2 separate regions of the Homo sapiens genome follow, and region 2 is linked to region 1. Evidence: chromatin loops called from intact Hi-C (ENCODE). Cell type or tissue: PC-3. All regions are shown on one strand. Links, peaks and the distances in the headings refer to the core of each region. The heading gives the core; the rest is flanking DNA.

The links. Hi-C counts contacts between places; a loop is a spot of excess contacts. Peaks named below come from ENCODE experiments on the same cell type or tissue, not always from the same donor. Only the 100,000 strongest peaks of a DNase experiment are listed, where the experiment ranks them.
Region 2: a loop joins it to region 1, with 2.8 times the contacts of the local background. A loop is called at or near these places in 3 of 110 quality-filtered maps.

The regions. Positions count from the first base shown.
Region 1 is chrX:138,918,985-138,931,907 of GRCh38, forward strand. It overlaps a transcript of FGF13 not described here. Among named protein-coding and RNA genes, the nearest start is that of FGF13-AS1, 210 kb to the left of the region's middle. RefSeq lists an enhancer at 6,530-6,674 and a cis regulatory region at 6,597-6,607. In PC-3, for the core only: no CTCF peak of the experiment used is centred there; a DNase peak (open chromatin) is centred at 6,567; H3K27ac peaks cover 1,656 bases.
Region 2 is chrX:138,970,576-138,983,498 of GRCh38, forward strand. It overlaps a transcript of FGF13 not described here. Among named protein-coding and RNA genes, the nearest start is that of FGF13-AS1, 260 kb to the left of the region's middle. In PC-3, for the core only: no CTCF peak of the experiment used is centred there; no DNase peak of the experiment used is centred there.

The DNA of each region.
Region 1 (12,923 bases), core at 3,253-11,252:
GTATTAATACTGTGTATCAATTAAGAGCAAAGAGGCTGTTTGGTCCCTAGGGGCTTACCTATGGAAAAAAATGCAAAGGAATTTATTATGTAAGATCACAAAAACCACAAACCATAAAGGAAATGACTGATAAACATTGCTACATTAAAATTTAAAATGTATGCATGAAAAAATACACCACGTACAAACTAACAGGTCACAGACAGGACAACATTTGTGGTATATTTAACGAGGATTAGTGCTAATAATTTAAAAAAGAACTCTAACAAATCAGCAAGAAAGAGGCCAAAAATCTCATTAGAAAAAGACGGGCAAATTATATAAATGGAAATTTCAAGGAAGAGAAAGCTCTAATGACTTTATCACATATAATCTCGAAAGTGTAAATTAATAAGAGGAAGATGGTACAAAAACTCAGAAAAATAGTTTGGCAGTGCCTTTCAAAACTAAATATGAACTTATCATACGACTCAACAACTGCACTCTTGGGCATTTATCCTAGAAAAATAAATAAATTTTGTAAATTGTAAATTATTCAAACGTCTTTCAATGGGTAAACCGACACAACTGCATGCAACAACTTGGATACATCTGAAGGAAATTGTTGCTGAGTTAAAAAGGTCAATTTCAAAAGGTTACATACTATATAATTTCTTTTATCTAGTACTTGTGAAATAATAATTGTAGATATGTAGGACAACTTAGTTGCCAGGGATTAGGGAGAAGAGAGAGGAGATGAATATGGCTGTAAAGGAGTAGCACAGAACAGTCTTCTGTATAGTGGAGTATGTTAACTGTCACGGTGGTTACATGAGACAACACATATGATAAAATTACATAAAACAACACACAGAAAAACACAAAGGGGCTCATGTTTAACTGGTGAAATCTGGGAAAGCTCTAAAGATTTTACCAATGGTTTTGATATTGTACTATAATTATGTTATATGCTAATACTGGAGGAGGCTGGGGAATGTTGTATAGGACTTTTCTGTGTATTTGTTTGCAATCTTCTGTGAATTTATAGTTATTTCAAAATAAAAATTTTTTAAAAATTAAGAAGAGGGGAGAGTAGATTTGAGGCAAAGTAGGCCAAATGACATTTGTTTATCTTGTCAGCAGGCAAGTGAGAGTAGGTAATATTTCTGCACCAACACTGTATGTTTAAATTATTTTGTGATCATAGTTAAATAATAATAGTAATAGAAAAAACAGGTTTGAAGTCAAGCATAACTCATTTAAATCATATGACTGTCACTAATTAGCTATATGATCATGGGACTGTCAATCTCTCAGAGTATCTATTTCCTCTTTTATGAAGTCAGCATAAAAATCCCTGTTTTTAGAGAGTTTTTTTCGTAAGATTGATTAAAATAATGAACATAACTCACCTGGCATATACTATGAATGGAATAATGACTGGTATGAATTTATGATAATGATGATGATAAAGGTTGTTCCTTCCTATACAGCATCAGCTGAAATTAATTTGACATGGTCCCACAAGACAAGCTGAAGATTATTCAAGTTAACCTATGGAGGCTTTTTCTTAAATGAGAACAAGTCTACCTTTGGTGGTTTTCTTCACTTTAGCAACATCAAATCATATCATCCTTTAGATAATTTCATATAATACCATGAAATGCTATCACACAGAAGGTAAATGGGGATAACTGATGTGCTATCAACTCTGCCACAGAGTTGTATTACTAGTGTTCAATGTTGTAATGATAGAGAAAGGACTGGACGAGCGAGGTGAGAGTAACTGCTGGGAAATATGGTCCAAGTGCTCCTGGTCTTCTCTACTGTCTACCTTATCTCTGTAGATAAAGGTTTCAACAGTTCTTGGCAAGTCTCTATGAACTCGGCCAACTATGCACAAAAGAACTGGTATCAATTTTAATGTAGTTAATATATTATGTAAGCAGTTTAGCCTAGTTCTCTTAAGAGCATGGATTTTAGGTTTAGCTGACCACTAGCTCTGCCACTTACTTCATGTATACCCTCAGACAAATTACATGGCCTCTCTAAGCCTTTACTTTCTTATCTATAAAAATACAAATGATAAAACCTACTTCAGAGGGCCATTATCAGCATTAAATAAAATAATCTATGTAAAAGTCTCAGTCTGGTGCCAGGTACATAGTTAGCACTCAAAAATTAGCTAATATTTACCTACCAAACCACTAAGTATTACTTACATCAAAAGCAATCTCTACTGAGCATGACATTTTTTTCACAAAAGTTCCTAGAGGGAATTAAGAGGTCATAGAAAACGAATTGGGTTAGAACATTCATGCACTCATCACTACCACCATGCAGAAGTTGTGCAATGTGAACTCCAAAGTGTGTAAAGGCTTCATTTCACTGTGTGAATTCAGGTGGTAAATACTACGGATATTTTTCAGGTTATTTGCATATTTATTATTTCTTTTAATAGTATTAATTCTTACTCCAATGTAGCCCTGACCGTGTTACTGACAATGTTGATTGAATAGGTATTATAAGAAATGCTACCAAGTTCCTTAGTGTGAGTCCTACATGTACCCTTTCCTGTCACTATTACTTCCAACTTTCGTGGTATTTCTGACTTCCAGCTGTAAAGAGCCCATGAAACTATGGTTTCTCTACTTGTCCTTTTTGCCTCAGCCTAAGAAACATATCTTGTGATTTACAAGAAGACAGTCAATATTATGGGGCAGCTTGATTGCTATCCTGCACAGAGGCGTGAGAACAGACTTGACTGCATTTCAAGGACCTTTGAATCTAACCTTGTAATTCTACTTGTTGTGATGTATTTTTTTCCACAAGAGATATCTGAGTGTGTGATACACTAGTTCTGCACTGTGCTAGGCACTGCAGGGAGATCCAAAAATTATGAGGTAGAACCCATGCTTCAGAAAAGATGAAAATTAACTGAGGAGACAGAACTCGCAAACATAAAACAATCAGAAGAATAGGCTAATCATGTTCTCCTTATGGAACTCAAAAAAAAAAAAAAAAACAACAAAACAACAACAACAAAAAAAACGACCTCTCTATCATTGTTTTTCATCTTAAGTCTGTAGCTTAAGGTGTCAATAGCTGATTTTGCTACTGGCTATGCTCCAAATAAATCTCTCTAAGAAATGACTTCCCATTTCTGAAAATGTTTCCACTGCCATATTTTCTCACACAAAAAAAATGAAACTAAATTGGGGATTTCTAACTAATATCCTGAGTGTAAGCAATGTTTTTTCTCAAAATAACATGTCCATTATCCAGATACCACACTGGCTTTCAATGGCAGAATTTGAATGTCTTCATAAATTTTCCTATTCTATAGCACAAGGCTTATATCCGAAATCAAAATGGCCCCAAGGGTGCCAATCACACTCATGGGGAAAGGTATGGTGAGTTATGTCAAGGTGGCCTGCATAGGGCTCTGCACGCCTCAATCTGTGGGGAGTCTCTCTCTACATTGACCTACTGGATGAGCTTATCCATTTCCATAGCTTTAGTCATCATCTTTAGGGGGGTGATCTAAAAATGTCCATCTTCAGGACTTAATTTGCTGCTCAGCTCTAGGCCTGCCTTCCAATTGTCCACTAGACATCATCTTCCCAAACTAGAGTTCCTCAAGAATTCCCACTTCTATCAAGAACACCACAATATTTCCAGTTGACTTCATAGACATATACTTGATTCCTGTCCTTCTCTATTTCTTCACCTCTAATCTGTCACCAAGCCCTGATGGTTTTGCTTTTAAATATCTGTATTTGCCTATTCCTCATTTCCACTGTCACTTTCGTAGTTCATGGTAGAATTTCACTTAACCCATGGTACTAGAAACATTTCTTTGTAAGATGCCCCGCTTCATCTCTAGCCTGCATCCATTCATTCTCCTTACAAAAAGCAGTCTACTTTCAACACCATAAATCCACATCAAACAGTCCATATATATTTGTTGAAATGAGATGAATTAAATTGCATTACAAAATATTCCTATATGACAGACAGTTTCCTTATTTGGAACATGTGCATATTAATGATTTAGGGATGCTATGAATGCTAGAGAATAAACACGATTTCAAGGTATTTTGCAAGCATAATGTCCCAGGACTTTGAAATAAAAATACATTTCTATCTACTATATTCACATTCTATGAAACCATCAGAATTTTTGCAGTATGATGTGCTTCATAATACCAGCTTATTAACATTGTGTGTTCATATCTATGGTGCTGCCTTTTGGAAACTGAGCAAAATTCTCAGAGTAAGGTACTCACAGTGAGATGGGTCATACTACTGGCCCATCTAGGGCAATAAGGAGGCAATCACTAAATTAAGCTCTGATGAATGTGAGAGGTTAACTTATTTCTCCAACCTAATCCATTTATTTTCAGCTCCACTAACTTACTAAAGGATCAAACGGAATATATTTAACTATATGATCAAAATATAAGGATGATTCACTGACTTTTCTAGGTTGGTAGTACAGCAATTGATTTGCTGGTACAACCCTGCAGACACCATCTTGTACAGCTACACTGCGTGAAACAGTGCCAGGCAAGCCACCCTGCATTTTCACTGAATGAATGCAGGCCTTCTTTGCTGCCCTTGTTGCCGCCCATTTGACTCCTGTCCCAAGTCAGACAATCTTGAATTCATGCATTCTCCTGAAAAGTGCACATGGCCCTTGGCTTCTTCTCCATTCCTATATGTCTCCTCCTCTTTCACAAAGATCCAGCCACATGAACCTTCTGTGGAGTTCTTAAACCAACAATCAGCTTCTTCTTTCCTGTCTCTGGGCCTCTGTGCTTGCTGTTTCCTCTACTTAGAATGCTTTTCCTCTAGATAAGCATATGTATGGCTGCTTCTCATCATCCATGTGTTAGCTCAAATGCTTATTCCTTTATTTAAAGGAGCAACCCTTACCACCACATCAGGTGCTCTTCAGCCCATTACCAAGGAAATCTCTCTCTAGTGGCATCATTATTGGTGCATTCCTGAATTGAGTAAGGCAGGAAAGGATAACCATGTTGAAACTTTGATACTAGAATGAATAACTTGTTGCAAATGGAAAGTTCCTTTTGATTTTCATGAAGCTTTATGAGGTACTGAGGAGAGGATGTATTAGTCAGTTTGCTTTTTATTGCAAATGGCAGAAACCCCACTCAAATTAGCTTTAGCAATGATGGGAATTTATTGGCTCACATATGGGATGTCCAAGGGGGTATGTTCACTTCAGGCATGCCAGGATCTTATGGTTTGAACAATATCAGCAGCACTCTGCCTTTTTTCTCCATCTCTCAGCTTTGCTTTTCTCTGTGTTGGCTCTATTGTCAGACAGGTTTTTCCCACAGTTGGAAAAGATGGCCACTAGAAGCACCAGGCTCTGGTCTGGAGACATAACCATGAATAGGAAAGATACAGTTCCTGCTCTCTTAGAGGTATGACTTGAGGAATGATGAGCTGTCTGGACATCTACCTCTTGTGACATGATACAGGAGTAAAATGGACAATAATGAAGGCAGCAAGGACATATAGATATGCAAATAATGAAATAAATAAGGTAATTTTAGATGGTGACAACCACTATTTAATATGCCTTTAGGACGTCTTGGTCACAGCTTCCCATATACTTCAATTCTAGCCAGTCTTTATAGAGCACCTATACTGTGCTTCCCTGTGTCAAGGGGTTGGGGTGCAGAATTGAGTAACTGAGTCCATAACCCTGAATGACATACAGTAGTATGCTATGCTCACTCAACTGCCACACAGTAAGCAGAATAGGAAGGAAACCGTAAGGGACATCCTAACCAAGGGACCACCCTAGTAGGTGAACTCCCAGGTGTTTGAGGTAGGGGGAAAGTTAAAAAAAAAAAAAAAAACCTGGTAAAATATTCTATGTATGAAGTGGTGAAGGGCAGAATTAAAGTCCTGGTAGTGGTAATTGAGAAGTGATCAGCCATCAATATATCAATATGCCTGGGTGAATGATGGTTTCCTGAGAGCTACAATGAATTCAAGTAGCAGCAGGTCTCAATGAAAACAGCAGGGCAGAGAGTGATAAGCTTGCTTTGAGACATGTTAGTTTGAAGAATATGTGGAAAGCAGTGATCAATATCATTTCTGTTCCCATTTGTTGAGGGACTTTATGTGCCAAGAAGTATGCTTCATATACATTGCTCCACTTAATTACACATCTATTGTCTCTCGGCAAAGCAGATGTTGGTAGCCCCACTTTTTACTTTTGGGACACTTGAAACTCTGAAAAGTTATGATACTCATGCAAGGTCACACAGCAAGTTACGCCACAGCCAACATTTGACCCCCTACCACTGTCTGACACTTTCTGCCTTACCACCCTGTGTTATCACAATGATACCTTCAAAATCGGCAACCAAAAAGATCTTACTGGCTTACCTTCCCATTAAAATCATTTCCAGTTGAAGAAAGAAGGGGATGACTCAACCCCAACAGGAAGGTTGATTTATTTTGGAAGACTTTTCACAAGACTCTTTACGGAGCTCTCTGACAGTGCTAATTTTAACCAAGTCATTGTGAAGCAACCTTGGATTCCTCTATGCAAGGCAAAGTACAAACACAAGCGTATGACTCAGCACAAAGCAGCTGTGGCTCTCCCTCCACTCCATTACCCACACCCCAAAAGGGATGAGTAACAGGTTCACTAATAAATTCAAAACTTTTTCAGAAAGCCCATCCACATCCCCCACTGCTCCAAGTTTTTAATACTGAGGCTTCAGCATCACTTCCCCAAAAGTCTACCCTGGTGAATATTCTTCCCATAATTCCCTCTTGCTCTGGTGTTGAAGGCAGAATGAGCTTCGTTGTGGGACATGTCCTACAATTGGTAAATGTTAGTATGCATCTGCTTTCTGACACCACTGATCAAAGGGAAAAGAGGGCATGGAAGAGCTCAGATGTAGTAAGAACAGCAACAGCAATGGTCATGGAAATCTGGTCTCGATTTTTGGATGAGGGCCTTTGCATAAAGAGCTCTGAGATGCTTCCCTACCTTACTGTTATTGTGAGAGAGCTGCCCAGGACCCTCTAAACTCAAAGTCTCCCCATGATTTTCTCCTATCTCTCTTGTTGATCTCACTCTCCACTGCCAAGAAATGGAGGTGAGTGGTTCCTCAGACTTTGATCTGGAGTCCACAGCCAACAGCTCAGCAGGTGAGGGGAGTTCTCCCTTGCTCTTCTGAAAAATCTGAAGATCCTCTTTAATGTTGCCTGCCAAGCACATGATGAGTTATTCATTCCACAAAAATATAATAATGCACTACTGTGTTTAAGACACTCCTTTAGGGTTCAGTGACACAGCATGACCCAAACAAAGATTCTTGCTTTCATGAAGTGGGAGAAAACAGACAGTATGCAATCAGCATAACATATAAGTAAATTATGTAGCATAATTAAAAGTATGGTATAATTTGATGAAAAAAGAAAAATGTGAGCAGAATAAGGAGAACAAGGAGTGCCAGAGTGGGAGGTAGGTTGTGGTATTAAATAGGATGATCAATGTGGGCCTCATTGACATTGTGAGCGATAAGCAAAGACTTGAATGAGATGAAGGATTTGGTCCAATAGACATCTAAGAAAAGCCCATTCCATGTTGAACAAACAACCAGTGCAAAGGCTCTAATGTAGGAGCATGCCTAGTATATTTTTAAAACAAGGGGCTGGGCACGGTGGCTCACACCTGTAATCCCAGCACTTTGGGAGGCCGAGGTGGGCACATCCCTTGAGATCAGGAGTTCAAGACCAACCTGGCCAACGTGGCAAAACCCCACTTCTACTGAAAATACAAAAATTAGTAGGGTGTGGTGTGGCGGGCTCCTGTAATCCCAGCTACTTGGGAGGCTGAGGCAGAAAGAATTGCTTGAATCCGGGAGGCAGAGGTTGTAGTGAGCTGAGATCACGCCACTGCACTCCAGCCTGGGCGACAAAGCAAGACTCAGTCTCAAGAAAGAAAAACAAAAACAAAAATACAACAACTAAGCCTATATGGCCAGAGCAGAGTAAGTGAGTCTTATTCAGTCACCTCTTAGAAAGCCAAGATGATTTATTTAGGGCCAGAGTACAAACCTTGCACCAACCGACCTAACGCATTTGAACAAACCACCCAAATGAAAGCTCTAGTACTATCTTCATAGCTCCATCGTCACTACAGAAACAGGCCAAATTCAAAAACAATGTGTTAAATGGATGAATGAAAGAATGAATAAATGAATGTAGAACTGTAACTTTTATTGTTACAACCTAATCTCCCTGCACAGTTCACACTTAGTCGGAGGCCCATCCAACTGTGCTCCATAGACCCATCCATAGACCCATCCAACTGGGCTCTAGGGTTCAACCCACTGGTTTTTACATTGAAACAATCCATGATCTACTCTGCAGTCACCTATGCTGTGCTCCATGAAATAGACCACACTTCATTTTTAACAAGTTTCTCTCCTTGGCCCCATTTGCTTATTTGAAGTTTCAATGCATTTAACAGTATCATTGTTCACTGGCCCTTCGCTTCTCAATCCCACCTCTCTACTGCATCCTCCTACACAAGCTTAAACTAATTTCTTCTTGAATTCCCCACAGACTTAGAACAAAAAAACATGTCTTCGTAATAGATCTTACCACCTTCTCCTTTGACTATGATTTATTTAACAAACTTGCATAGTGTGCCTGATATGTGCTGAACACCATTAAAGGAGAAAATGCCATGGTCTTTACCATGGAGAAGCGTTCCACCTACCAAGCTGATATAAACTACAAGCCATGCTATTACTTAGTACCAGCAAGGATGAGGTAGTCAGCCGCTACCATAGACTGGGGGTCTATATAAATTGGAACTATATAACAAGACCTTAAAATTTCACATCATTTTCCCTAATAATTTCAAGCCTTGAAAGCTGGACTAAAGAAATAAAGATGTGATCAAATATTTACATATAAAGCTATTTATCGGAATAATTATTTAGGACAATTAAATTCCCCTAAATTAGTAAATATTAAAATATATTACAGTAAAACTATATAGCTACCAGGAATATTTAATGACATGGAGAAATGTTCACTAAGACAAAATGGATACAAAACTGTATGTATAGTATTGTAATCATTTTATTTTGTATAACATACATGCATAAAACATTGAAAAAGAATACAATAAAATACCAATTTGATCTTCTTTGGATGTTTAGGGTTACATGTACTTTGTAATATGCCAAATTTGTGTGCTTTCCTGAATCCTCCAGACTGAGCAAATATTTTAATTTATATATTAAATTTTAATAAATACATAATTTATAAATTTTAAAATTAAATAATTTAAATATTTTAAAGTAAGCAATAGGCATTACACAAAAATATATATCTTATTTTTGGAAATTTTCTCCAAGAAAAAGGGCATGTATATTCTATATGTGTATTGCATTATATCTAGAGAGGTGAGAGTTAGAGATTTTTGAATCTTTTCCATTTCGGCCTTTGAGGGACACACTCCTCTTGCAGGAAGATGTTATCGCGGTGCTCTCAGAAAGAAAAAGACCCCACCCAGGGGTGCCCTCACATCCCAGGAATCTCCCAATCCCCAGAGGGCAGCATAATCCCTACAGCAAAAGAGTAATAAACAAAGTTCCTCTCAGAAAGGAATCTGCAGGAGCCTCAAACCAAATAACTATAGGCTGGGAAACAATCTTAGAAAATGCTCACTCCAGTCCCACACCTCCTCACTGATGACAAGAATTTTGTCTACAGTTTCTCTGCAACTTAGCCAGTCAGAATGTGCCTCAATATCAATGAGACATGAAGACTTCCCTTTTCCACACTTAAAATGACGTCCTAAAATATAGACCCACCATATCTTTCCAGTTTTCATTCTCACCATGCCCCTCCATGGAAAGCCTGGTTTTCAGTGATACAAGTCTCACTACTGTTTACCAAACACATGTGTTCAGGTCAGATATTAAGCCCCTGCTTGGGATTTGCTCTTTCTCTCAACAATGACTGACTGTACTTGAAATGACAATCATTTATTTCTCTTGTTCTCTTCTCAAAGTCATACAACTTGCCCAAATAGGCATCACTGATTGGATAAGAATGGACAACTGACCAAAGCTGGGTGACTTTGGCATCAGGACACAGGAATTCAAGTCAATCTCTGTTGGATCCTCAAACTAGGAAGTAGTTTTAAAGTGGAAGCTGATGTGACTACAAGTGTGTGAAAGCAGAAGAGGAAAACTCTGTGTGTGTGTGTGTGTGTGTGTGTGTGTGTCTCTCTGTGTGTGTGTGTTTAGTGTGGAGAAGAGATAAGCTTGAAGTGGTCTTTGAAGCAGCAACAAAAGTTTATATGACCCAAGATGATGAAACAAGTAATCTTGGGTTCTCAAACTTTCAGTTGTTGAATCCTACCACAAGATCTAGGGGCAGGCTGTAATCATGGACTCTTCCAATATAATCTCCTTTTTTTATTTGAGCAGTTCAAATGGGTTCTCAACTTACTTACAGAAATTTGCACATAAGTTAGCCAGTAAAAAAGAATGAAAATAATTGTGTTCATACTAAAAAGCTCCATTAAAGGCCAGATGATGCCTGGCTCATTCCTCACTCTGTCCCTAGCACTTAGCAAATAAGAGGCCCTCAACAACTATTTGCCTCACTTTGACAGCATCCTGAATCCCTGTCCCTTGTGCCTAAAATATACCCCCATTTCTACTTAGTCCAGTTCAAACTCCTCTATTTTTTCCACAGCTCCTTTGTTGGCTGCATGAGTCCACAGATAAGACATCCTTTCCCTGTATTACTCTAGAGCAACTGCAGTCCACAGCATTCACCCTGGTCCATTGTTGTGAACTGCCTTAGCTGTGTGTGTGTGTGTGTGTGTGTGTGTGTGTGTGTGTGTGTGTGTGTGCTTGATATCAAAAGATTATAAAATCTTGGAAGGAAGGGGCCACCCTTTCTCCCACTTCTCAGTATATTTCTAGTACTATCTTTGCCAGAGAAGACATTTAATAAAGATTTGCCTAAAAAGCGCAGCATGCATTCAAAATTTACTTTTTCAAAAGTCCTCAAGTCAGTCTGGCAGGAAACTGATAATTTTTAAAACCATGGACTCAAGCCAGCAGGGTATTGGTTGCCTAGCAGCAAGTGGCCTGAAAGAGTTAACAAGCCTCAAGTCTGAAAAAAATATATAACTTGTTCACATTGAGGCCAACATATTTGTTAAATTCCTAGCAAAACATGCACTGTGCTAGGGTGTCTGATTTCTTTCCACTGTGTTTATACTGTAATAAAGTAATGATTCTATTTGAAAGCTGACTGAATTCAATTAATAACTGCTGTGTTCATTTATTTAGTAAAAGCAAAGTTTAGATTGTAAGGTTTTATTTATTTTAATGTTCACATAAACAAGGCAGATAGCAAAATGCATACAGAATGGAAAATATGATCCGGTGCTTTCTGGATGGGCCAACTTTCCCCTTCAAAACAGACTCCAAATCCGGAGAAATCGCAAAAATGAAGATGTATGAACAAAAACCTAGGAGAACAGATCTGAAAGTCTTTTAATCTCTTCTATTTAAAGTCAAAAATAGTCATTTGTTCAGTGTCATTTCTCATCATGAATCTAAGACCCTATGCTGTAAAACTCTACCCGTTTTCACTTGCTGTATCACCGTCCCCATGCAGTTATATGGCGGCTTAGTAGAGATGGTAACAAATAAGCCCAGCTGCTTCTGTACTGCAGCTGTTTACCAAAAGTGCATCACAGGGGACACACACAGTTCAAACCACAACTTGACCAAATGGATTTATAATTGAAGTTGAAAAGTCAAGAGCTGTAGAGACACCCCAAACCTCCCTTGGCTGCTATGGGCTGAAGCACTTGATGTATCCCTAGCAACTTGGGTCACTGAGGTACACACGTATCCTACATTTACTAATTGATTGTCTGTAGGAAATGAAAAATGAACAGAAAGGATGGAAGAAATGAGCAGGAATACAGCTCTGAAATCAATTCTCTTCTGAAGTCTATTTCTTATGAATTATAATACATTAAAAAGGATTTTCTACCATAATCAGAATTCCAATCTTATTTGGCCCTTATGGCCAATCTTTGGGACTACTGACTCTAACTACCCAAAATGTTTAGCAATAGTGACTATGTGCTGTAGGAGATACCAGAATACCTGTGCACTGGATACAGCCCATTTGCAATAGCAGACTTGGTCCTTTACTGAAGTGAATATGACAGAAAAGGGCTGTTTTTTTTTTTTAATAACTGTCAACTTTTCCCTAGGCAGCAGGGCTGTGGGCCCATCTACAGCTAGGGAGTAGAGACTGACAGGGACTCTTCCAGCTACAGATGCTTCTGGGAAACCTTCAAGTGAACACTGTCTAGGATAGTATGAATCCCCTTTGCTTTAGCGCAGATGTTTTTGTGAAACTCCAACCCACCAGGGAGCTGAGAGTCTAAGCAGAATCCTTTTGTCAAGAATCAAAACGATGAACTAACACCTCCAAGCTGAAACAAGAAAATAAACTCATTAAAAATAGAACATGTCACATTATCTAGTTTGGGGGCTGAGTGTTCTTCCAATCCTAAAAACAACTCTCTGTGGCCAAATTGCTCCAGGCCTCCAACATATCCAACATAGCTATATGTGAATAGAGTCATCAGCTTCTGCTGTTCGTATACAAAAGCCTGTGTATTTCTAGTTTTATCCAAGAATATGGAGATGGCAGAATTTATCATTTGCAAAACCTCAAATGTACTGTACTCAGCTGTACCCTAAATACATATGTGTCTACTAAGAAGAGTGTAACAAAGGGTGATTTGCAGCATTCAAATATAGATTTATGTGCTCAGATAAAAACAAATAAGTATATAAATAAGAAAAAATGACCAAAACTCAGTT
Region 2 (12,923 bases), core at 2,477-10,476, 51 kb after region 1:
TCCAATTGTTTCCAATTATACCTAATTCACCTACAGGAGAAATTTATCTTCTCACAAAGCACCAGGGGGACCCACGATATTTGCTAGTGACTAACAAAAAATGCATTTAGGAGTTAATACATCACTTCCAAACTGGTCTTCGTCTGCTTGAGTTTCCAACAAGCCTTGCAGATTCTCCTAAATTCCCACTTATTCTCCATACTTTTTTCAGCAACCAAATCCTATTTTCGAATATGACAAGAAATAAAATGATTTTAGGCACTAGAGTTGAGAATTTATAGATAAATGTTACACTTCGATGCTTAATTCAAATAACCACACAACGGTAGCACTTAGTCTTTTAATCTTTCAGCAAACTCATTGGCAACTTGAGTTAAGAGTAAAATTCAAAAACCTGGTCTCCGCAGTTAACAAAGATTAAGTGGGTTCATGATGAACTGTATTTCCTAAACTTCAGAAGTTGAGTGTTTCTAAGTTATGAAAAAGAATATATGCAAATCTGGGGAGCACTGACCAAAGTGGCCCACAACACCAAGGGTTCCCTGGTGAGAAATAGGACAGGGTATTGCCAGGGGCCTGGAGTCAAAAATAGATTGAATTCCTGGCTCCTCTACCTATTAGCTGTATGGCTTTTGGCAAGTTAACTATCCTTTCTAGATCTCAGTTTCCTCTGTTAAATGGGAACAGTATCTACCTCAAAGGAATACTGTTAGAATTAAATATAATGTTACATGTAAAGCAGTTAACTCAGTATCATGTACATAGTAAGTGCTAATAATTGCTAGGGTTTTTGTTTTTCAGTTTTATTTTGTTTTTAACGGACAAATAATAATTGCACATATTTATGTAAAACTGTCTACAGATTCTCCAATTTAAAAATTTGGTTGTCTTTTTTAATTGAGTTGTAATAGTTTTTCATAAGTCCCTTGTCAGACATATGGTAAACAAATATACTTTTTTCATTGTGTGGGATTTCTTTTTACTTTTGTTTTATTTTTAAGGTATATTTTCTTTTTATTTGTCATATAATAATTGTACATGTGTATTGGGTACAGTGTGATGCTTTGATACATACATATATATTGTGTAAAAGTCAAATCAGGGTCAATAGTATGTTCATCACCTCAAACAGGTGATTTCTTTGTGGTATGAACTCAAAATCCGCTATTTTGAAGTATACAATACATTATTGTTCACTGAGCACTCTGCTGCGCAATAGAACACAAACATTTTATTACTTCTAACTGTAACTTCATACCCATCGATCAACCTCTCCCCAGTAGTGGTTACCCAAGTCTTGGTAACCACTGTTGTACTCTCTACTTCTATGAGATCAATTTTTTTAGATTCCACATGTAAGTGAGATCACATCATATTTGCCCTTCTGCGCCTGGCTTATTTCACTTAACATAATGTCCTCTAGGTTCATCCATGTCATAAATGACAGAATTTTATCTTTTTATGGCTCACTAGTATTCTATTGTGTGTGTGTGTGTGTGTGTGTATATCACATTTTTCTCTATTCATCCATTGATGGACATTTAAGTGGATTCCATATCTTGTCTATTGTGAATAGTGCTGCAATGAACATGGGAGTGCAGATATCTCTTCAACGTGCTTATTTCAATTCCTTTGGATATATACCTAGTCATGGGATTGTTGGATCATATGGTAGTTCTATTTTTTTTTTTTTGAGAAGTTTCCATACTGTTGACTTATACTAATTTACATTACGACCAATAGTTTATAAGGATTTCCCTTTCTACACATCTTCACCAGAATTTTTTTTTTTTTTTTTTGAATCAGAGTCTTGCTTTGTCGCCCAGGCTGGAGTGCAGTGGCGCGACCTCGGCTCACTACAAGCTCTGCCTCCCGGGTTCACGCCATTCTCCTGCCTCAGCCTTCCGAGTAGCTGGGACTACAGGCGCCGGCCACCATGCCCGGCTAATTTTTTCGTATTTTTAGTACACACGGGGTTTCACCATGTTAGCCAGGATGGTCTCGATCTCCTGACCTCGCAATCCACCTGCCTCAGCCTCCCAAAGTGCTGGGATTACAGGTGTGAGCCACCGTGCCGGGCCCTCACCATCATTTTTTATTTTTTGTCTTTTTCATAATAGCCATTTTAATGGGCGTGAGATGATATTTCATTGTAGTTTTGATTTGCATTTACGTGATGATTAGCGATATCGAGCATTTTTTTAAATGCCTGCTAGCCACTTGTATGTCTTCTTTTGAGAAAGTCTATTTAGATCTTTTGTCCACTTTTTAAATCAAGTTTTATTTTTGCTATTGAGTTGAGTTTCTTATAGATCCTGAATAATTTACTTCATTATTTTTTTTTTCTAGGTAGAAGCCTTGTCAGTTTTGTTTAGTTTTTCAAAAAGCTCTTAATTTTGTTGAGCTTTATAATTTATTTAGGACCTTTTTGTTAGTTTTGCTTTGATATTTAGTATTTCTTTTCTTCTACTCATTTTGGGTTTAGTTTGCTTTTGTTTCTCTAGCTCCTTGAGGTGTAATGTTAGGCTGTTTACTTCAAATATTTCTACTTTTTAATGCAAGCATTTATTGCTATAAAATTCTCTCTTGGAGCTGCCTTTGCTGTATTCCATAGGCTTTTGTATGTTGTGTTTCCATTTTCATTTGTCTCAAGAAATATTTAAATTTCTTCATTGACTCATTGGTTGTTCAGGAATATGTTGTTTAATTTCTATGTATTTGTACAATTTCCAGAGCTTCTCCTGTTATTGATTTCTAATTTCATTCCATTGTGGTCAGAAAATATAGTTAATATGATTTTGGTTTTTTAAAATATTTTTAAAACTTGCTTGGCAGCCTAATATATGACCTATCCTGGAGAATGTTCCCTGTGCTGTTAAGAATGTATATTCTGGTGCTGTTAAATAGAATGTTCTGTAAATGTCTGTTAGGTCCATTTAATCTGGAATGTGGTTTAACTCTAATGTTTGTTTGTTGATTTTCTGTCTAGATGATCTATCCATCGCTGAAAGTGAGGTGTTTAAGTCCCTTACTATTATATTGCAGTCTATCTTCCCTTTTAGGTCTATTAATTTTTGCTTGATACAGTTTGATGCTCTGATGTTGGGTGCATGTATATTTGCAATTATTGTATCTTCTTTCTGTATTCCCCTTTATCATTATATAATTGCCTTCCTGGTCTCTTTTCACAGTTTTTGACTTAAAGTTTATCTTGTATCATATGAGTTTAGCTACTCATGTTCTATTTTGTTTTCTATTTGCAAAAAATATCTTTTCTCCTTCCTTTACTTTCAGTCTACGCATGTTCTTACAGGCGAACTTGAGTCTCTTGTAGGCAGTATATAGTTGGGAGGCAATTAGGATTAGATAAGGTCATCAGGGTGGAGCCCCCATGATATGACTGGTAGCTTTATAAGAAGAAGAGAGATCTGAGTTGAAGCACTCTTGACCTCTCAACATGTAATGTCCTCTGCCATGTTGTGATACACCAAAAAGGCCCTTACCAAATGACATAACCATGCCCTTGGACTTCCCAGCACAGAAAACTCTAATAAATATATTGCTATTGTTTATAAATTACCCAGTCTGCAGCATTCTGTTATAGCAGCAGAAAACAAAATAAGACAAGGGGTCAGAGGCCAGGAGTCAGGTGAATGCAGAATTGGATAATAAGGAACAGAGCAAATTTGGGGAAAATAAAGGAAACTAAGGAAACTATAATGTTAACAGAACTGGGTTACCTGTGACTCTTCACTATTGGGTGCTTGGTACATGAGGAGTTGATTAAAAGGATATAAGCAGGAAATATAGTGGAGCTCTCTGGCTGGTGTGATTTTATTCATTTTATAATACAGCCTACAAGGATCCCCTGACCCTGGAAACAAGGGCTCAGGCAAGACTGCCACCCTGCAGAAGACTCATCTCTACAGTTCAGCCAAGTAGCTACTATGTGACCTGATTGTTACCTTTCAACAGCCTTTTCACTGAATCATTATCTCCTCTTTCTGGTTCTAAGTCTTCTATTCTTGAATATTTAAAGAAAGTTAGGAGAATTCAACTCCATAGGAAAAGAAAGGAAAGAGAAAAAGTCTAACAGCATATCAAATGGGCACAATACGTGTTTTGTAATCTAACAACTAGGATTTCAGTTACATATATTACATCCGTAGATACTTACATTCATCACAGCTCAGTAAAGGAGACTGTGAGAATTAGCATATTCTATGGATTGGCATCAGCATGGTGCTAAGCAATGGAGAAGACACAGAGATGAATCATATGCGGTACCTGTTTTCATGAAACTCATATCTAGTGCAATCAAGTGCTGTAATTACAGGCACCCTAATTTTTAAACCCTAAATCAGAACACATAGTGAGACTGAGGATTTCAATTTCTTTTGTGGTGCCAGAGGCAGTCTGGAGAGTAAAGTTTGGAGGCTGAAATACTGAAGTTTCTGGGACACTTTGATGGTTGTGCTCAGGGACTGACTGACAAACTTCATCCTTCTGTGCCATTCAAGCAAATTGCTTCAAGCAGCCTTGGCTGATTTTTCAATGGAAAAACAATAATGAAAGCAATAATACTCCCCATGTGCATGGCACTTCACTGTATATAGAAAGCTTTCACATGCATTATCTCCTTTGAGTTTCACAGCAAGCCTGTGACATGTGCAGGAAAGGCATTATTATCTCCATTTTCCAGTTGATGGCACAGGCTCAGAAAGTGAGGTTGACTATCTTGTCCAAGATCATGTACATAGAAAATGGCAGAACTGGAATCCAAACTCAGGATTTCTGATTCCCAGCTCTTCTACTACACCAGAGTGTTAGAGAACCAGAGAACTGTAAAGAAGAAAGGCCTTAATCCAGTCTATCATTGATGGACATTTGGAACATGTATACATATGTAACAAACCTGCACGTTGTGCACATGTACCCTAGAACTTAAAGTATAATAAAAAAAAAAAAGAAGAAGAAAGGCCTTCAGTATTACTGGGGGCTCTAAGAAGGTTCCTTGGAGTAGATAGGATTTGAACTTCAATTAGAAGAATGGGTAGTTCTTTTGTCACAGATCCAGAGGAAAGAAAGGGCCTTGGAGGAAGAATGGTGTGAGCAAAAGATGGCAAAAAAGTGTGGGGAATGACATCAGGACTGAGAGCAGTTCACTGGGGCTGCAGGGGAACAAAATAAAAGCAATGTTGAGAATGAGGGTAAGAGCAAATTGTGAAGGACTTTGATGAATATGGAAGGTTTGAGATTATCAGAGTTCAAGGTCACTATGTTGTGTTTTAGGAAGCCTAAGCTGGCAGCAATGTGAATATACTGGGAAGGTGGCAGTTTGGCCTATATAGGAAATGGAGCTTGAGGGAGTTGCCTAAGACCAAGCGTATTAGATTTTGAGCCACTGTTCATTGGACACTTCTCACTTTCTCTTAATAGAAAAACAAATTAAAAATCTGAATTGCATTAGTGTCCATTCATTGACAACTGCTGTTTTCAGTCTGGTCTTCTGACACTGCATTACTTTTGTTATGCGCTGGACTCGGGAATGCTCCTGGCCCCTTGTGACCACCGGAAACAAGGCTCACATTCCTCTGACCTTTCAAATAAATCATTGTTAATAAATACGTTTACGCTGGAAACATGTGAGAGCTTTCAACAGCTCTATTTTAAAGAATATTTTTTAAAAATTGTGAATTGCAAAGACATACAACAAACCTACGTGTCCATCAACCAATGAGTGGATAAAGAAAATGTAGTATATATACACCATGGAATACTACTCAGCCATAAAAAAGGAACAGAATAATGTCTTTGGCAGCAACTTGGATGGAGCTGGAGGCCATTATTCTAAGTGAAGTAACTCAGGAATGGAAAACCAAATACCATATGTTCTTGCTTATAAGTTAAAACTAAGTTATGAGCATACAAAGGCATACAGAGCAATATAATGAGCTATAAAGACTCAGAAGGGGGATGGTAAAAGGGGGACAAGAGATAAAAAATGATATATTGGGTACAATGTACACTACTCAGGTGATGGGGGCACTAAAGTTTCAGACTTCACCACTATAAAATTCACCCATGTAACCAAAAACCATTTGTACCCCAAAAGCTATTGAAATAGAGAAATTTTAAAATATTTGTGCAAATTTTCTGCAAAAAAGCCCATTGAAAATGGATTAAGGTGAGCTGTTAGCATGATAGATGGAATGACATTTTACAAAAAGAAAATAGGCACAATAACACATTTGAGATTTGATTGTTGAAATTATAGTCCTTTTCTCAGTGGTCAGATGGAATAAAAGGTCAGAGTCACCATTTTCTCCACAGAAAGCTGCTGAAGTTATAATTTTAATATGGATGCATTCCATAAATAAAAAGAGGTTTTACAGTGCTCTATAAACTAGCCTCTGTTAGAATAGCAAATGTTCAAGTCATTTAAGATATTAACTATGACTCAGTGCACATTTAAGATAATCAAAATACTAACAATGAACTCTTTGAATCTGAATATTAGGAATGTAGAGAAGGGTAGTTTTGGAAGGTCCAGAAACTTTGTTCACATGATGAACACTGGCCCAAAGCAGTGCCTGGATAGCAACATGAGTGATGCTCACTTCATGTGGTCTGGCCGGTACTTCTTCACATTAAATGCAATTCGTTTTCTTGACGTATATTAAGTGTTTCTCTTTCCCTTAAAGGACTATTTAAGCTTTCAAAATATAGTGTGTTATAACATGAGGAAGGCATTGAAATGTCATCTTTATATAGCTCTGGTAAATAGTGGGAGCTTTTGCCATCAGTCTACAAAATCTTAAATGATCTTGCCTATGATCTACTACTTAATAGGTGAGTGGAATCAATACTAACTTGATGGACAGTAATTCCTCACATGAAAATAATGTGGGAAAAGGTTTCTTTTTGCCACAGCTTGCAACTTCCTCACAATCACATTCCATTCCTAAGAAATTGGCCTTTGCACCATAAGTGTCTTCATATACTTGCTCATGAATATCTGACCTTAATTGGTAAGAACATACCTATACATGCACAGGTATCAAAATATATTTGGCTGAGGAGCCTGGCTTTAAAGAAACATGGAGTAATGAAGGAGGATACCACAGATGAAGTGTGAGAAATGGGAGCAGAGCTAGAGAAAAAGAGATGAAGGAGTAACAAAGAGATGGACAGAGCTGGAAGAGACAGTCTTACCGTCACTGTTCTCATGAATTATTTAAGCTGGTTTACTATTCAAAGATTTAAGGTAATTGACAAAAGCAAAGCTGAAGTCTTGGATCTGTGCTGGCCAAAATGTTAGCCACTAACTATATGTCGTCATATAAATTTAACTGTACATTAATTAATATCAAATACGATGAAAAACTCCATTTTTTATTCAGATTAGCCGGATTTCAAGTGCTCAAGAGCCATATGTGACAACTGGCTATCATATCAAATAGCAGCTATCATAGCAGAAAGTGTGGATGTAGAACATTTCTATCATTGTAGAAAGCTCCAGTGGACAGCATTGTTCTAAACCATTATTTCAGACATGACTTGATGGACCGTCCATAACACTGCCAGGCCACTTCCTTCTGCAGGTCTGTTCTCTCTGCCTCATAACTTGCCTCTGTGTAAATTTAATCTACTTTCCAACCTGTTTAATCTCTATGGGCTAGCTGCCCTGGTTTTTTTTTTTTTTGAGATGGAGTCTCGCTCTGTCGCCCAGGCTGGAGTGCAGTGGCGCGATCTCGGCTCACTGCAAGCTCCACCTCCCGGGTTCACGCCATTCTCCTGCCTCAGCCTCCCGAGTAGCTGGGATCACAGGCGCCCTCCACCACGCCTGGCTAATTTTTTGTATTTTTAGTAGAGACGGGGTTTCACCGTGTTAGCCAAGATGGTCTCGATCTCCTGACCTCGTGATCCGCCCGCCGCGGCCTCCCAAAGTGCTGGGATTACAGGCGCGAGCCACCGCGCCCGGCCCCTGGTGTTCTTAATGTTAGATTACTTGATGGTTTCAATCAACAATGATGATAACAATAGTTAACATTTACTGAAGACTTATTATGTTTGTACCAGGTACTTCAAAGCATTAGATTTATATAATATATTCAATCATCACAACTCATTTTACAGAGGGGGAAACTGAAGTAACAAGAGGTTAACACTGCCTCCAAAGTCATACTGCTAGCAGGTGGCAGATCAATATCTGAACTGAGGCAGTTTGACCAAATTACTGAATGTTTTACAGGATTTTGAGATAATGGAGTAAAAAACAGAGTTATGTACTTTGAGACCTTACAACTAAATCTACAAAAATAGCAAAATTAAGTAAATAGTAAACTATTCCAAAAAAAATGATAAGCATCAAGAGATTTAGGCCCCATGATGAAAAGTGCATTTTCCACTAATATGGAGCAAGCTTCTCAAATTACAGGTTTTTGAATGAAGACTTGTTAAGTAGTCACCTTACCTGCTTCAACTGCAAGTAATGTAAGAGAACATACAAACAAACAACTACCATCTTGGCATTCTCTATGTACACACACCTCCCTGTAAAGAAATGTAAAGGTCAGACCTCTTCTATGAGAAAAACCCCACTGTGACTGGATAAAGAAATTACAATCGTTTGAATATAGGACAGATTAAGGAGACACCATGAGGCAGGAAGCACATTAGTTGGGAAATGAAAATACCTATATTCCAGTACTGGCTTTGCCACTGGTTAACAAGCATTGGTACCTGGGATTAGTCCATTCTTTTTTCGAGGTATCAGTTGGCCCAACAACAAAATAAGGGAGGAGTAGATAAGATCAGAGATTTTCTTTTTTTTTTTATATTATTATTATACTTTAAGTTTTAGGGTACATGTAAACAATGTGCAGGCAAATTTGGTTATCTGACTTTCCAAAGAGTGAGTAGCCTGGTATATCTTCCTACCATTTGTATATTCCTTTTTTTTTCCATTTCAATTTCCACAATGACCTTTTTCCCATTTGACAAAAGAGAGACAGACATACTTCTCATCCTGAATTTTAGTATGGAGCATTGTACCAGAGGGCAAGATCCTCTGGGGTACCAAACAACAAAGAAGGGATTCAAGGACACAGAGACTCCTGAAAAAGAGTCCCTGGAGAGCAAAGCAGAGTGTTTGGGTAAGAAATATTGATGAGGCAGTGCCTTTATCTCATCCAAGTGACAAACCATGGCAAGGCTCTGTACCTTAGCTACCTATCTTTATGTTAGAATTCAGTAGCGAGATGCTTGTCACAGGGGAATATAATGAAATCAGACTCTTTCAAACAGAAAGCCAGTCTGAGTTGGCAGGCTGGTTTGACAATGAGGACTGGTTTCACTATTGAGGTTACATGGCAGACATTTCCCATAAACTGAATGAGTTAATTGAGTAATGCCAAGGCTGTGATAAAAATGTACTTAAAATGTATAATCAATATGCAATATGCTGAAAGTTATTTCCTTCATAACCATTTAAACTCATGATTAAAATGTATATACATATATCTCAATATAAAGATGTATGAACAGTTATGTAGTTTTTCAAAATGTTTTTTTTCCTTTTAGAGGGGATATAAGCAAAAAGAGAAATTGAGGATCACCAAAATAGATATTCTGAAAAGTCTGTCCATCTCTATCAGTCTGGGCTTCTCTAATGTTCAGAAGCACTTTTTACCCATTCCTTTTAATCCCCGAGCCAAACCTTACCTGATTTTCAGTCTTCAGAATTTGTATTACTGGATTCTGCAAATCTCCTTGAAACATGTAGCATCCTACCTTTCAAATTCTTAAGTAGAAATCAAAAAGAATATACTACTTCATCTCTCTCCTGGCTCATGAGTGATGATCAATAATAATTTCATGTTGTCTTTACCATGAGGACTTGATTAGGGAGAGAATGTTTTCTTTTAAAAACCAAATTTTGCATTAGTTGACACTTTGTTCCTGCAATTAGCTACAAAATGCAATACAATTGCTAACACTCTTCCCATGAAACAGCTGCTTGATAAATTCTAATAATCTTCAGAGAATACAGAGAATAGTAATGATCGTCATCACTATGGATGCTTCCAGAAGTGTGGTTTTTTTTTTTTTTTTTTTTTTGCATTAATGGCAAGGAAAGCATAGAAGAAATTTGTGTTTAGGAGAAATACAGGTTGTTTTCTGGATGATAAGAATGAATAGGGTTTGCTTGTAGATGCCCATTCATTTTGGTGACTTCTTAATGTATGTATTCAGTTTACAGACAAAAAAATGAAAGTGAACAAAAAAGTCAAATAGAACAGAGAAGATAAATAGGAGGAAGGTTTCCATTCACATATTAGGAAACATACATTGAAATCCTAATATGTACAAGGCCTTGGGTTAAGCACTAGGAGTAGAAAAATACAAATAAGATGCAGTCCCTGCCCTCTACAAGCTCATGGTTCAATATGGGATGAAATCAGAAACAAAACTGTCAAGTTTTGTTTATTTCATTCTTATGGCAATGATGCCTTAAGAGTGGAATGCTATGAGAACACAGAAAAGGGACATCTGAGGAGATTCTAGGGCCAATAAGAAAAGCTTTTTGGACAAAGTAGTGCTTGTGATAAGACTGGAAGACTGAGCAAAAAATAGAGGAAAAGGGTACTCTAGGTAGAGAAACAACAGGTACAATGGCAACAGGATGTGAAAGAACTTGGCCCCGTTGGATAAACACAGCTGGAACAAAATTGTGTGCTTACACACACACACACACACACACACACACACACACACACATGCGAACACAAGGGAGGAGGGTTATCCTGATGAGAAATGAGGCAGTTGAGAATCAGGGCTCTATATGCCATACTAAGGAATGCAAGAATTATTCTGAAGAAATGATCCTATTTTGAGCAACCATGATATGTCAGGTATATACCAACATGCTAGGAGTGAATGGGAAGAAATGAGGATGGATAGGACATATTCTGTACATCATCATTCACCCACACAGCGTTCCAGAAAATGCTCAATCAGCCTGCTCCATCAGGCTCAGGTGATACAGTCCAACAGCCCAGCCCATTTGGACCACAGTTCACAGAGAGGTAAAAATTGGGAACCAGCCTACCTTATTAAACTCATTCTCAATACCCACCCACAAGCAAAAGACATTTAATTCTAGACTTGGTGGCCATGCCATGAAGCCCTTCTCATACTCAGTCCCCTTACCCTTTTTCTCACATCTTATTTCTCTCTCTCTCCCACATATCTCTTGGTTCATCCAATTCCTTTGCTCTTACCGCCTGCCTTAATCTGGCTCCCAGAATCAGTCACCAGTTGGTGTTCAGAATCAAGGATCACACTGGACATCTGATCAGAGCCAAGCAGTTTGACAAGGCTTGGAAGAAGAGTCAGAAAGGGTGTGTTAAATACTATTGCTGTGTGGCCACTTTAGCGAGCATGAGGATAGAAGTATAACTAACAGCGGAGGACATGATTAATGTGGTAGAATGGCCTCAGCTCAAGTGGCTTTTTATGGTTGAAGGATATAATCAAGGTTGGGAGAAGGTCGTTAAGGTCAGGAATGCAGGTGTGACCAGAGAGAGGTTGGGAACAGGTCTGGGAAATTTATCTGAGTTGTTGGGTATCATCAGGATTCAGGGATATGATTTTGTTAAGGGACGTAGTTGTGCTTGGAATATGGTGAGAGCTGAAAGATGGAATGCTACAAGGGACAGGGAGCCATTATACTGTATTTTTTTTCTCTGATTTCAAGCTCCACCATTGTCTGTGCTTTAACAATATTCTCAGCCCTTCTCCTGTGAAACGTTATTTTCCTTTTCCAGTCCCTCCACATAGTCAGGACACATCTATGTTAAAGAAAACAAAAGAGGACAAAACCCCAGCTCAGAAGGTGTGTATTTGAATGAGGAACAGATTATTACTAGTGGGGGAAAACGGCTTCTGCATTTCAGTAACGCATTTCTGCATGCAGACTCAGGGATTCATAGAGGAAGTTGCACAAGAAAGGCTGAAGAAATAATCATTTCAGCTAAATATGATAGAATCCATGCCCTCACAGACTGGTAGAAGAGAAACTTTAATACACATGATTTAGTGGCAGAGCAGTCATCAGCACAAACTGGAGTGGGAAAAGTACGCCCAAGGAATCAGAAGGCCAAGGTTCTCATCCAGGCTCTGCCACCAGATAGTTTAGAGTCTTTGGGCAAATAACATTCTTCTTTGACCCTCAATTTCTCCATCTCTAAAATGGGATTTGATTTGCCTTTCCCTGTTGATTAGTGATGGTGAACATCTTTTCATATGCCTGTTGGCCATTCGTATGTCTTTTTCTTTGGAGAAATGTCTATTTAAGCAATTTACCAATTTTTAAATGGCAATATTTGTTTTTTGCTATTCAGTTGTAGGAGTTCTCTACATATTTTGGATATTAACCTCGTATCAGATATATAGTTTGCAAATATTTTCTCTCATTCTGTACGTTGCCTTTTCACTCTATTATTTCCTTTGCTGTACAGATGCTTTTTACTTCGATGCAATCCCACTTGTTTATTTCTGCTTTTGTAGCCTGTACTTTTAGTGTAATATCTAAGAAATCATTGCCAAGATCAATGTCAAGAGGCATTTTCCCCATGTTATCTTCTGGGAGTTTTACAGTTTCATATTTTACATTTAAGACTCTTTTTGTAGTTGATTTTTGCAAGTGGTGGGAGACGGGGTCTAATTTTATTCTTTTGCATGTGGCTATCCAGTATTTCCAGCACCATTCATAGAAGAGGCTATTCTTTCCCCATTGTGTATTCTTGGCACCCTTATCAAAGATAAGTTGATCTTATATATATATATATATATGAGTTTATTTCTGGGGAAATGTAAATCAAGACCACAGTGAGAGATCATCCCATACCTGTTAGGAT